Linked DNA regions of Mus musculus: region 2 is linked to region 1. A link is a contact called in ENCODE POLR2A ChIA-PET data. All regions are on one chromosome and are shown on one strand. Each heading gives the region's core, a stretch centred on a gene start or an enhancer-like site at or near the end of the contact. The rest is flanking DNA. Distances are from core to core; before and after follow the strand shown. Region 1 holds the start of Cx3cl1 (chemokine (C-X3-C motif) ligand 1). Region 2 holds the start of Coq9 (coenzyme Q9).

The links. ChIA-PET counts read pairs that join two places held with the same protein, here RNA polymerase II (POLR2A).
Region 2: POLR2A ChIA-PET joins it to region 1 with 12 read pairs in Patski. The contact joins the promoter of Coq9 here to the promoter of Cx3cl1 in region 1. POLR2A ChIA-PET finds 5 or more read pairs at or near these places in 3 of 5 experiments (Patski and embryonic stem cell).

The regions. Positions count from the first base shown.
Region 1 is chr8:94,768,676-94,775,669 of GRCm38, forward strand. It overlaps Cx3cl1 (chemokine (C-X3-C motif) ligand 1), which reads left to right and starts at 3,505. Exons shown (of 3, transcript NM_009142.3): 1 at 3,505-3,659. The coding sequence starts at 3,590.
Region 2 is chr8:94,835,974-94,842,967 of GRCm38, forward strand. It overlaps Coq9 (coenzyme Q9), which reads left to right and starts at 2,440. Exons shown (of 9, transcript NM_026452.3): 1 at 2,440-2,524; 2 at 6,645-6,795. The coding sequence starts at 2,449. Ciapin1 (cytokine induced apoptosis inhibitor 1) reads right to left here and starts at 2,367. Exons shown (of 9, transcript NM_134141.4): 1 at 2,279-2,367. It also overlaps the pseudogene Gm7418.

The sequences.
Region 1 (6,994 bases), core at 2,255-4,754:
CTCCCAAGTCCTGGGATCAGGGTTGCAAGCCAGCATACCAAATTTTGTGTTGCTGGTGATGGAAGCTAGGGCTTTGCACAAGCTAAGCAAGTAGTCTACCAAATAAATCACACACCCCCAGTCCCATCCTTTCCTTCCTTTCTTATTATTTATTTTCATAGTCTGGGATGGAATCCAGGCCCTCAGTATGCCAGCCAAGCACTGGAACACTGAGCTACACTGCCAGCTTACTGTTCTCTAATTTCTTGCCTCAGCCCCACAGCTTGAGAGTCCTGGGGAGGCCTTGGACCTTCCTCCTGCTACTGAGCTGAGGCTCACTGGGGCCAAGAATTATGGCTTATTTGCTACTCTCTGAGTCTCTTTGTCTTACCACAGCCCCAGGCACACACAAGGGATTTGCAAACATTAGCACACTCTTGTGTTCTGGGCACCAAAAAAGCCCTCAGTTTCATTCACTTCCCTGGGGACTTGCAGTGGTAGCCATTAGCATCTGTCTTAGTTTGGGTTCCATTGCTGTGAAGAGACACCATGACCAAGGCAACTCTTATAAAGGTAGACATCTAACTGGGGCTAGCTTACAGTTTTAGAGGTTTAGTCCGTTATCATCATGGTGGAAAGCATGGCAGCATGCAGGCAGACATGATGCTGGAGGGGCCAAGAGTTCTACATCTTGATCAGAAGGCAGCAGAAGGAGACTGTTCTGCAGGCAACAAGGAGGAGACACTGATTCCACACTGGGCAGAGCTGGAGTGTAGGAGACCTCAAAGCCCACCTCCATAGTGACACACTTCCTTCAACAAGATCACACCTGCTAATAGTGCCACTCCCCATGGGCCAAAAACTCAAATACAAGAGTAGATGGGGGTCAAAATTCAAACCACTGCTGGGCTTGGTGGCGCACACCTTTAATACCAGCACTTGGGAAGCAGAGGCAGGCCGATTTCTGAGTTCAAGGCCAGCTTGATCTGCAGAGTGAGTTCCAGGACAGCCAGGGCTACACAGAGAAACCCTATCTCAAAAAACCAAAAAACCAAACCAAAACAGAAAATTTCAAACCACCTCAGCATACTACAGACAGAAACACTGCAGTACATAGAGCATTAGTAACCTGCCCAAGTGGGACCTTTAGGAAGGGCAGAGTTGAGCTTGAATTGGGTCAATGGGCCTGAAAGCCTGGCTACTGTGTCCAAACTGCATCTCAACAGTCACTCCTTGAAACCTGGATGAGATGGGTGGGACCAACCATCTGTAGATGAGAAGCTGGTTCTGGAGGGAGCACAGACTGCCCCCTGGAGCTGAAGCTAGGTCTGGAGGGAGCACGGAATGCTCCTGGAGCTGAAGCTGGGTCTAGAGGGAGCACGGACTGCCCCTGGAGCTGAGCAAGTTCGGGTAAAGCTGTTTTTACCTTCTCAGTTCAGACACTTGCTTATCAAATGGTTCCTTGCCAGTGGGTGGTGACTCAGACCCAAGAGACAGCTAGTTGGTCATCCCATCCTTCTTGACTTCCTCCCTGGTTATCTTCAGCTACTCCATCCATAAAGCAGCCCACCACAGTGATGGATGTTAGCCTTATAGCCTGGGTGTGTTATCATGACTATGTGTGTTAAACATGGAACTCCATTAAGTTTTGTTTAGTTGGGGATAGACACCAGGCTTTTGGCATGCCAGGTGAGTGCTGTACAGCTGAGCTATGTCCCCAGCACCATGGGAAACGTTATTAGAGAGTGCCTGGATCAGAGTTAATTTAGTGCCTCCTTCCTAATTTTACAGAATCCAAACATTTCACAATAACTCTGGAGCCAGGCTTGCATCCTGCAAACCATCTCCCTGCCCTCCAAATTCTACTCTGGAGCTCACCCTCCAGTCAGGGATTCCAAGTCTCCATTCCCAGATCCTTTCCCTTTAAATATGTAAGTGTTGATTTCCCATAATCCTCCTTGGATTCCCCTACCTACCCCTGTCTTCTCTCTCTTCTCTCTCCCTTTTCCTCTGGTCCCCCCCCCGCCCCTCCTTCTTATCCTATCTGCTGCACAGGCACAAAGAAACCTAGACTTCTGGGTTTTATTTCCCTGTTTGGTTTGGAGTTTTTGTTTTTGTTTTTGTTCTAGCCAGGCTGGAAGTCACTATGTAGCCCAGGCTAGACTTGAACTTTAGACGATCCTTCCTCCACCTCTTCAGTGCTGCAATTACAAACATGAGGTACCCTACCTGGCCCAGCCCTCCATTTTTATCACTTCTTATTAAGTCTCTCCAGCTGTAAAATGAGGCTTCCTGGCTTCTTATCTGGCCAGCTGAGGGCAGGTTCTCTGGGCCTCAGTGGATATTGATCCCTGCCAGGACAGCCACCCTCAACACTATCAGTACCCACACCAGGTGCTAGCCCTGCTACAATGTATAGCAGGAGAGAGCACGAGGTCTTCGGGGGCGGCAGCTGCAGCCTCTGCAGTCTGGACCAGGCTGGCTATGGTCCAACTGGCACCTTAGCCTAGGACAGTTTTCTACACAAACTGGTTTTTCCTTCTGGCTGGCAGCCCAAAAAGAGTAGCGCAATTCACTCCCAGCCCGAGGCTGGGGAGGCTCTGACTTTTCTAGACTCCCAGGATTGTACTCCCTGTCTTCCGGGAAGTCAGGTTGTGTGCAGTACCCAAGCTTTGCTGCTAGGTCTTGCCTGGTCTCATGGAGAAAGCTTCTGGAAGATCCGAGCCAGAAGCTGGGTTAGCCAGACTCTACAGTGGCAGAGCTACCCTGGAAGGAGGCAGGACCTCTCTAAGGCTCTGCATTAGGGTCCAAGAGGAGCCAAGAGACCCTTAGCTCCGAAGACAAGTTCGTGGCTGTGCTGTTTCGGGAGCTAGCAGAAGGCACAGCCAGCCCTGGATAGAGCAAAGGCTAGAGGGGCTACACAACAGCTAAGGAGGCCAGGAGGCCCATGTTCCCTCCATGTCCATGTCCTCAGCAGCCCTGGCTCTGCAGTCTTCTCCTCCGTGGTCTTGATAAGTTTATCGAGTGAAGCTCTGTGTGATTTGGAATGGTCTCTCCCTTCTCTGGGTCTCAGTTTCCCCACCTGTCCATAGAAGGCAGGACTGGATCTATGTTTCAGGAAACTGCTTGCCAGGTTCGGTGTTGAGTCCAGCAGATGCATAGGCTGAAATGTATCTGGGGATTTTAAGGGGTGATTGCTGGGGGTTCTGCATCGCATGGGCGAAAGACCCCATCTGCCCCCAGATCAAGAAAGAGCTTGGCAGATCCGGCCTGGCGGGGACCAGCGCTCTGCATGTCCCTGGCTCAGTGTCCGGCTTAGACAAGACCTAGGTTCTCCAGGGAAGGTAACCCTGCTAACCCACCAGGTTCCCATCGCGCCGCTCCCGCAGCGGAGCCCAGCGCAGGATTGCAACTGGTTCCCTGGCAACCTGGGAGGAATCCAGCCGCAGCTACAGGCTCTTCCTCTCCCCTCCCACCGCCTCCTACTGCGGGCGCCGGGGGCGGAGGCTGCCAGCCCATTATAAAAAGCAACCGAGACCAGCCGCGAGTGACTACTAGGAGCTGCGACACGGCCCAGCCTCCTGGCCCGCCGAATTCCTGCACTCCAGCCATGGCTCCCTCGCCGCTCGCGTGGCTGCTGCGCCTGGCCGCGTTCTTCCATTTGTGTACTCTGCTGCCGGGTGAGTGGGTCCCGGACCCTACCTCGGGGAGAAAGGAAGGGTATGCAGACTGCATCTCCCTGGGGAAAATAGGCCCCCGCGAGTCCCAGCCATCCCAGTGGCTTCTGGGGTGGGAGTCGGGGAGACACCTCGGAGGTGTCTGTGGGAGACAGAAGCTGTGTGGGGAGGAGAGCGAGGGCTGAGGGAAACCTGAGCAGGCTCCTGGCTGACGGACAAGAGGTGGTTCTTCCTACTGAGGTTAACTATAACCTGTATAAGCTCTGGCCCGGGGCCAGGGACTAGGTAGGACTTTCCCCTGCCCTGTCGCTCCAGGCCCCCAGAAATAGTTAAGGTCAAGGTCACTGCAGCTCATGGGGATGGAGCTTGTCTCTAGTACTGGCGTGCAGCTTGTCGTCTCTCTGCCTGTGTCTCCCCCATCATCCTTGCCACTTTCTCCAAACCCAGCTTAGAAAATATTTTGTCTCTACGGACTTGCTTCCTGGAGTCCACTACCTGGTAGTACAAGGTGTAGACATTCCTAGGGACATAGGAAAGATGGAGAGCTAGAGCTAGAGATCTGTTTGAGGATGCTCAGCCAGTATGCAGGGCAGGAGAGAGTGATGCCCAGGGACTTAAGGAAGGAGAGACCAACAGCCTTGCCCACCTTCTCTTTTGACCATTCCACCTCCTTTAACCTCTAGAGCTCCATCCTCAGGGAGGGCCGAGGCTATTTAGCCAGGCTAAATTAGCAGGTTGTCGCTCAGAGAAGGTGGCACTCTGCCTTAGGGCGCACTGTGAAACTGGAAAAAAATGAGAGCCAACCCCCAGCATCAAGGATATCTCCATGGAACTAAATCACCAGTGCCACAGGGAGCTGGGTGGGTGAGTGGGTGGGAGTGGGGGTGGTGGGATAAAATTGTGCCTGCCTTTCTGCTGTCTGAGCTCTGGCCCTCAAGCCTGAGATATTTGTAGACAGTGCGCACGGGGAAGTAGGAATCAGATGGAGGTTGCTTTGCCATCACCTCCCTGTGTGTCAATGGAGCAGGGTCTTGACTTCTCTGGTCCCAACTGCTGTAGCATTCACGCCTTACCGGTGAGAAAACTCCAGTGTCTAGGGAGGCATTTTGGAAAGTGCATGTGGTCATGGTGGTAGCTATCACTTTCCTAAGCTTATAGGGAAATCCTAGGCAAGGTTGAAAAGAAAACCCAGAATGTCTGATGCCTGAGGACCCTAATCGTGGTTGCTGGCTTTGCCAGGACACAGTGAGGATGGATGACTCAACCCCAGTGAACCTCAGTTTCTTCTCCCCTTGAATGAGGTATTCAGCTGGGTTCACCCTAGAGCTCCCTCAGCAAGGGGGGGGGGGTGTCTCAGGCTTTAGGGATGCTGCAGGCTGGTGCAGGGCATCTGCGTCAGTCCCCAAATGTGGGTCTGCAGGGCTGTGTCAGGCGAGCGAGCGAGCGCTCAGCGCTTTATGTAACAAACCTGCAAATGCAAGTTGGAGCAGGGAAGGCTGCTCTCCAGCACTGACGCATTCACTCCCACTCAAGTCTCAGCAAGAAAGAGAAAAAGAAAGAAAAAAAATATATCTGCTTTCAGCTGTTCCAGCCTGCTTCCCCCATCCTCAGTGGGGGTGGAGGGGGGCAGAGGCGGACAGCTCCAGTGTCAGTCAGATCGAGGGCCCTATGGATTTAATTAGAAGCTCCCCCCCCACACACACACACACACTTCTCTGTTGGTCGAGGTTTTATATGCCATTAAGCACCTCTGCATGCATCTCATCCATTCATTTGGTTGGCAAACTGGACACCTGCTGTGCGACAAGCGCATTTCTGGTTGCTAAGACCACAGCAGGGAATAAAGGGCCCACGGGGCCCAGCTCTCAGGGTGCTGAAATTTGGCTGCAATACACAAAAATAAACCAGTAAGCCATTTGGTCTGTTAGAAGGAAAAAGCACAGGAAGGGAGGGGTGGCTTAACTTGTGTTGTTTGCTTGGTTTATGTTTTGTTTTTGAGGCAGGGTCTTTCCATGTAGCTCTCCTCCTGCCTCAGCCTCCTGAGAGGGGCCTATGGGAAATGTGCTGTTCTATGCCTACATGATGTTGACATTATCTGTGGGAAGAAGGTTGGGAAATGAATGAGCTCCCTATAGGATGATGGTCCTCCCAGGGGATATTTGGCAATTTCCAAATTTATTATTATTATTATTATTACAAATGTCCCAATATTTTCAGCTCCTGGTGTAGAATGCACAGTGTCAGCCCCCACAACAAAAAATGAGCAGGTCCAAAATGAGAACAGTATGGCCATTGAGAAAAGCTGCCCCAGGGCCCACCCAGTGTGTCTTAGCAGTCCTTAAGGGACAACCGGAAGCATGCTTCTCCCAGGAAGCCTCCCCTGATTACTCCTCACATTTGAAAGCTATCTCTCATTCCTGTAAATCCTAGGGTGTTTGTGAATGGCCAGAATGTGAGGCTTTGCCAGGATTATGCAACTGTAGTGTTTAGGAAAAACCTGCTCTGCCACAAGCAGTAGACTGTGCTTACAGTGGCAAGCAGCTGAACCCTCTGATCTTCAGCTTCTGCATCCATCTGTAAGAAGAAGATAGCAATGTGCACTATGCAGAGATTGGGAGTTTTATTAGTTCTCTTACTTATTACTGCTCTTATTGAGCAGATGTGTGTGTGCTGAACACAGGATCTGAAACACAGTAGGTGCTCAACCCTCCTCCTCATCATCATTCGTATCTAACCTGCCCATAGATCCAGGACCCTTCTGAAGGCTGAGACAGGCCCCATTTTCACCCCAACTCCCATTCAAGCCAGTGCTGGCTGACTTAAGAAATGGATGGATGGATGGATGGATGGATGGATGGATGGATGGATGGATGTGTGGATGGATGAATGGATGGATGGATACATGAATGAATGGATTCATGGATGGATACATGGATGGATGGGTGGGTGGATGCATGCATGCATGCATGGATGGATGGATGGATAGATGGATGCATGGATGGATGTGTGGATGGATGGGTGGGTGGGTGCATGGATGAATGCATGCATGCATGCATGGATGACTGGTGAGTGGATTAGTTACAGGCAGTGAGTGAAAAGAAATTGATGGGTGGATGAGACTGAAAGGGTGACAGACGGACAGGTGGGTGAGTAGGATAGGGTGGGTAGATGGATGGGGGAGGATGAGTAGGAACAAGAAGGGAGCTAGGAGAAAGGAGGTAAGTAGGAGGATAGAAAGCTGGGTGGATGGATGGATGGCCAGATGGATGAATGGATAAATCAATGGGTACATATATGGAAGGGTGGGCAGGCGGATATATGTAAAGGAAGACAAGTAG
Region 2 (6,994 bases), core at 1,190-3,689, 66 kb after region 1:
ACTGGACAGGCAGACAGCTACTCAGCTGCTTAAGCTTGCCCACAAGTACAGGCCAGAGACAAAGCAAGAGAAAAAGCAAAGGCTACTGGCCCGTTCTGAGAAGAAAGCTGCTGGCAAAGGCGACGTCCCAACTAAGAGACCTCCTGTCCTCTGAGCAGGAGTCAATACAGTCACCACCTTGGTGGAGAACAAGAAGGCTCAGCTGGTGGTGATTGCCCATGACGCAGACCCTATTGAGCTGGTGGTTTTCCTGCCTGCCCTGTGTCGAAAGATGGGGGTGCCCTACTGCATCATCAAGGGAAAGGCCAGACTGGGGCACCTGGTCCATAGGAAGACATGCACCACTGTTGCCTTCACACAGGTTAACTCGGAAGACAAGGGTGCTCTGGCTAAGTTGGTGGAATCTATTAGGACCAATTATAATGACAGATATGACGAGATCCGTTGCCACTGGGGAGGCAACGTCCTGGGTCCTGAGTCTGTGGCTCGCATTGCCAAGCTGGAAAAAGCAAAAGCTAAAGAACTCGCCACTAAATTGGATTAAATGTACACTAAATTTTCTGTACCTAAATATAATTACAAAATTAAAAAAGAAAAAAAATTCCAGTGCCTAAGCCAGCATACTTAGGAGCTGTGACTCAGGGCTGTTTCACAACTAAAGAGGTGAAGTAGAAGTCAATGTCACATAACTGTCACATAACTGACCTTGTTTGTTAGACGCTCCTCCAACTGACACCATCAACCCATGGCTTTTTAAAAATGTTAATACCGGGTGAATATGCATTTGCTTTTAATACTAGTACTCTCCAGACAAAGGTAGGCAGATCTCTGGGAGTTTGAGGCTGGTCTGCTAAGTTACCAGCAGGCAGTAAGAGCAGTGCCTCTCCTCTGGGAGTAACTTCTGGAGGTGGGTTTATTTATCTTTAAGGCACCTAAGAACCATAATCTTAGGCTTGGGTCCCATTTAAGGTGGCAGAGAGGCTGGGGGTGACTCAGTGGTAGCAGGTCCAGCTGATTAGGGATAGGGTCACAGTTCAGTGGTATGTGCTTAACCTAGCATGACCTGGGTCCACTCTTCAATACCACAAAGCGAAACAAACACCAACCAATAGCCAAGAATGTCGGAGCCTTCGTGTAACCCTAGCTCTCTCGGGAGACTGGTGAAGGAGTTCTGAGGACAGTTTACGCTCCTCGGTGAAACTCTTCTCTCAAAAGCCATTCATTATCAGGGCTCTGGGAAGGGCGAGGCTGTGCTTTGCAAGCATAAGGAGTTTGAGCCCCAGAACCCACATAGAAAACCTTGGGTGTGGGCTACCAAGATGATTCAGTGGGTTAGGGGTGCTTGCTACAAAGCCTGACAACCTGAGTTTAACCCTCAGAACTCAAAGTGGAAGCAGACACTCCTCCCCAACACACACAGAATCTTTATATATGTGTGTATACATGCATACACATACATATATATACATACACATATATGTGTACATACATATAAGTATATATGTATGTGTGTGTATATATATTTCAAAAGCTCGTGTGGCAAAGTTTGTTATCCAGCCTTAACTGGTACGCTTCAGGCCAACTAGAGGCCCTGTCACAAAGAAGGTGGCCACAGTTTGATGAAACACCAAGTTGTCCTCTGGCCTCCACACACATGCGTATGCACCTATACATACATGTTCCCCCACCCCATGACCATGACACTAAACATACACCGTTTACTTCTAGCAAACATCAAGACTTCCCTGGTAGAGCAAGCGAGGCAGTCCGCTCTACTCTGAAGACCCGCAGCTTGGACTCAGGCACCGAGAAGCGAACTTCTCCCGACCTTGCAAATGGCTAGTGATCGCTAGGGACCACACCCCGGCACAGGGGCAACTCTCCAGGACAAAAGCCTGGGTGGCTCCTTCTATAAACAAGCATCCTAGGACATAAATGCCGGGCTCGAATGGACAACCTGTGGCTCCAGGTTCTCCCCACCTTTGGTGCTTTCCGCCAAGTGCCCTGGAGGAGACTCAAGGTCACCACCGATGGCTAGGAGTAAACTGACGGTCCCGATGCCAGCTCCGGGTTTCCACGCGGAAAAAGGCGGCGGACGAGCCCCGGCGTCCAGCACGCCGCGTGCAGGGCCCCGGCCGCCGCGGCCCCTCACCCCGGCTTCCCCAAGGGGTGACAATGACGGCGCCAGAAGCCGAAGCGAGAGCACGGGAGACCAGAGTGGCCCCTAGGAGGGCCGTTAAGCCCGCTCAGATGCTCGAGCGACCCCGAGCGTCCTCACCTTCCTCGTAGCCTGAAAACCCGCTCCGCGGACGCCGGCTTCTCGTCCTGGTCTCTCGCGAGAAGACGCCGCACAACACCTGAGTCCTAGTGAGCGGACGCGGCCCCACTGACGCGTGACGCTGCCCGGCGCGTCGCCGCCCTCAGCGTGCGTGCGTGCCCACTTCCAAGATGGCGGCGACAGCAGCCGTGTCTGGTGTCCTCGGCCGCTTGGGCTGGAGGCTCCTGCAGCTGCGGTGCCTGCCCGGTGAGGTGACAGCCAGCCGAGCCGGGGCGCGAGGGGGAAAAACGGGAAGAAGGCGCAGGGCGGATCTGGGCTTGGCGTGGGATGATAGAGGCTCTGGTCGGGGCTAGCAAGGTAAAGGGCATCGGCGTGGAGCCGCTGGAGTCGCGAGCTGGAAAAAGCCACTTAAGGGTTTCAGTCGCCGGACTTTGAGCTGTGAGGGGGCAAAAGCCGCGGGGCAGTCCTGTCACCCCGGTTCCCCAGAGGTAATGGAGCTTCAGAGAGGGCTCGGTGTGCCCAAGGTCACAGAGCTCGTCCGTTCCAAAGCGTTCTCCGTCGCCGTAGGCGCTGTGCCAGCCTCGCTGGAGAAACCGACCGAACAGCCACAGAGTCAGTTATTGCCACACCACGTCACTAAGCTGGTGACATTCGTCATTTGCTGCCATATGCCCCGTATTTTTATCTCCACAGTAATAGTAGACATTTACTTTTAGAAACTTTGTACATTGTCATTAAGTGGAAAAGCAAAAATCGCTGTCCGTATATAGAATCTTTCTGCACTGACACAGTGACAAAAAATATGCAACTAAAATCTCCATGAACCGCAGAGATCTCGCAACCATACTTTGGGGGCTCCTCACTTCAAATTTTCTGGGCCTATAGCAAATGCTGATGTTGTTAAGCATGCTGTTCTGTGTTTCTTTCCTTATTATTTTCAATGACTTCCTTTGTGGCATTTTTAGCTAGAGTTTCAGACGAAATATGTTTAACAAAAATAATGCAATGTGAGCCAACAAATCCAGTCATAGGGTATTTACCCATGAAATTGTGTCCACAAAAAGTTCAACTGTATTCCCGACAACTTTATATTAGGTGGGCCCTTAAAGCCCAAACATTCATCTTTTTTTCAATGTTATGCAAGCAGTTTACAACAGGTATCTCCGAAGTAACCGTCCCCTTTCTGAAGTATTTGAGATAAAGTCTCACTCTATATTTCTGGCTGACCTGGAACTCACTGTAATATAGACCAGACTGACCTGGAACTTAGAGAGATTGGCCTGGTCCTGCCTCCTGAGTGTTTTCTTTCTTTTTTTTTTTTTTTTAATCAGAGTTTACTTTTTTTTTTTTTTTTTTTTTTGGTTTATTTATTTATTATATGTAAGTACACTGTAGCTGTCTTCAGACGCACCAGAAGAGGGCATCAGATCTCTGTTACAGGTGGTTGTGAGCCACCATGTGGTTGCTGGGATTTGAACTTCGGACCTTTGGAAGAGCAGTCGGGTGCTCTTACCCCCTGAGCCATCTCACCAGCCCCCTGAGTGCTCTTAAAAGAGTGTGTCATCATGCTTTTCTTTTTTATTCCTTTTCTTTTTTCTTTTTTAAAAACTTGTTAGTCCTGCCTCAGCCTGAGTTATATAGGAAGTCTATGTCTCAAAATAATACGGGCTGGCCTTTTGATTTGTGTGTGTGTGTTTGTGTTTAAAGCAGATGAAGTTTAACAAAGATGTTCATGTAGGCTTGAGCACAGTGGTTGTGGAAAAAAGACAGGCACTCAAAAGAAAGTGAGACAGATCCAGGAAAATGGCTTTTCAGAGATTTATAAAACATTCAAAACATTTCTAACTGTTGTCACAGACTATGAGTTACCTATACTGTTCTTGTAAAATACACTAATTAGGAGGAGAGGGAGAGGCTCTGCAGTTAAGAGTGCATCCTGCTGTTGCAGAGGATGCTAAGTTGGCTTCCCGGCACACACGTTGGGCTGCTCACAACTACCTTAACTCCAGCACCAGGGAATCTGATGCCTTCTTCCTACCCCCACACAGATTGACACAATATACATAATTAAAAGCTAAATAATGGTCTGGAGAGATGGCTCAGTTGTTAAGTGCACTGGCTATTCTTCCAGAGGACCCAACTTTAGTTCCTGCCAGACACATGGATCCAGCAGCCCCTCTAGCCTCCATGAACACAAAGCATGCATATGTAGCACAGACATGCATACAGGCAAAACACCCATACACATAAATCTAGAATGTATACTAAGCAGGGCTTGAGAAATGGCTCATTAAGAGCACTCACTGTTTTTGCAGCTGCCCTGGGTTCAGTTCCTAGCCCCCTCTTCTCATCTTTGTGGGCATCAGGCAGACATGTACACATACATACATGCAGGTGAAACACTCATACACATGAACAAATCTTTAAAACTTAGCCAGACAGTGGTGGGACATGCCTTTAAAAAGCCTTTAACCCCAGCATTCAGGAGGCAGAGGCAGGCAGAACTCTGAGTTCGAGGCCAACCATATCTACAGAGTGAGTTTCAGAACAGCCAGAGCTACACAGAGAAAAACCTGTCTTGAAAAACCAAATAACCAAATAAATAAATAAGTAAAATATATGAAACAAAAGAAACTTTAGAGAAATCTGAAGACGAGCAAAAACTCACCCAGAGTGTGAGTTTCAGATCAGAAGAATGAGGACTGACTGAAAGCTGGGGGTGGGGGGGAGATTTTCTGGGTGATGGTCATGTCTGCCTACATAGGATTCGAGTTCTACAAGTGTATGTGTCTGCATTGCGAACAGGACTGTGTTTAAGATGTGTATATTTCATCTTATATAAACAGTCCCTAAAGGAACAGTAAACTGTTACATGGGCTGAAATGTTGGCGCTGAGGATTCCTGAGATCTGCAATAAGTATGAGAGTAAAGTGGTTAGTGAGCACATGATAAGTGTGCAGCAGCTAGAAGGATATGCAAATGTTCACAGCTCCTTCAACTTGTCTACATGTTTGCAGATGTTGATGTTAAGATGTTGGGAAAGGGGAATGGAGAGATGGTTCCAAGATTAAGAGCACTGAGTGCTCTTCTAGAAGTCCTGAGTTCAATTTCCAGCAACCACATGGTGGCTCACAACCATCTGTAATGGGATCTGATGCCCTCTTCTGGTAAATCTGAAGACAGCTACAGTGTACTCATCACATATAATAAATAAATAAATCGATAGATAGATAAATAAAATGTTTTTTAAAAATGCTGGGAAAGAAAACAAGTAGTTTCAAACACTACTGGTATTTCCTAAGGTCGTGAGGCTGCAGGGGCTGGGGAGATGGCTCAAGGGTAAAATGCTTGAGTGTGAGAACCAGAGTTCTGGTCCTGAGAACCCTCATAGGATGCAGCATGTGATGGTGCATGCCTTTGATCCCAGCACTCAGGAGGCAGAGACGCAGATTTCTGGAAGTTTGAGGCCAGCCAGGACTACATAGTGAGACCTTGACCAAGGAAAGGAAGGAAGGAAGGAAGGAAGGAAGGGGAAGGGGAAGGGAAGGGAAGGAAGGAGTCTCCAAAGGTGGAATCTAGGGATCTCTAGTGCAGGCTGGCTAGTATAAGATTAGCCATCCGCTCTGGGTTTGATTGAGAGAGCCTACCTTAGTGAATAAAGTGGAGAACAGATGCTTTGGGGGTGATTCCCAAAGTTGACTTCAAACTTCCACCTACCTGTGCATGCTCACCCACCCACATACATGCAAACATGCATATGTACACAATACACACAAACATGGAAAGGGAAGAAAAGAAAGGCCATGTAAACACTTTGAAGGCAGGCACTGTTATGTTCACATTTTGGTACCATAACAACATTGTTATTGAACAAGTAGAGATTAATACTCTCAATTTGTGGGGTGTTTAAGCTGCATATTAAGGGGCCAGCAATATGGTTCAGTGGGTGAAGGTGCTTGACACAAACTTAGGTACCTGAGCTCCATTGCCAGAAAGTGTGTAAGGGTAGAAAGAGAGAACCAACTCCACAAAGGTGTCCTCTGAGCTCCAAACATGGAATAAATCTCCATGCACACAGTAATAATTAAGACAAATATTTTAATCTGCATATTGAGGGAAATGCTTTATACAGGCCATATAGGTGACCAATGGTTGGAACAGATCAGGAGGACAGCCAGGTCTTGTGCTAACTGCATTACATGCCTCAAGGCTCCTGTTTGACTCAAGATGTCTATGGGGCACTCAGCACTGGAGTGAGTGGCTGCAGGGGCATCCCTGCTGCGCATTAACTCTGCATCACCACTCTGAGTCTCAGAGGGTCTTCCATGGTGAACCTTCATAACCAACAGTCTTGTTTCTGTTTCAGTGGCCCGCTGCCGACCAGCTCTGGTGCCACGTGCCTTCCACACTGCCGTGGGGTTCCGGTCTTCAGAAGAGCAGAAGCAGCAGCCTCCCCACTCTTCTTCTCAGCAGCATTCTGAGACACAGGGGCCCGAGTTTTCCCGTCCACCCCCCAGGTCTGCACTAGTGTCCACATCTGCCTGCTCCTGGCAACCTCGAATGCTTCAGAGTGTACCTCTTTCCTCACCGTCCTCTCCTGCCTTCACACAGATGTCTTCTTCTCCTTCCTTCCTTCCCTTCCTTATTCCCTCCCTCTCCTTTTCCTCCCCTCCCCTCTTCTCCTCTTCCCTTTTTTCTTTCTGATAGGGTCTTGTT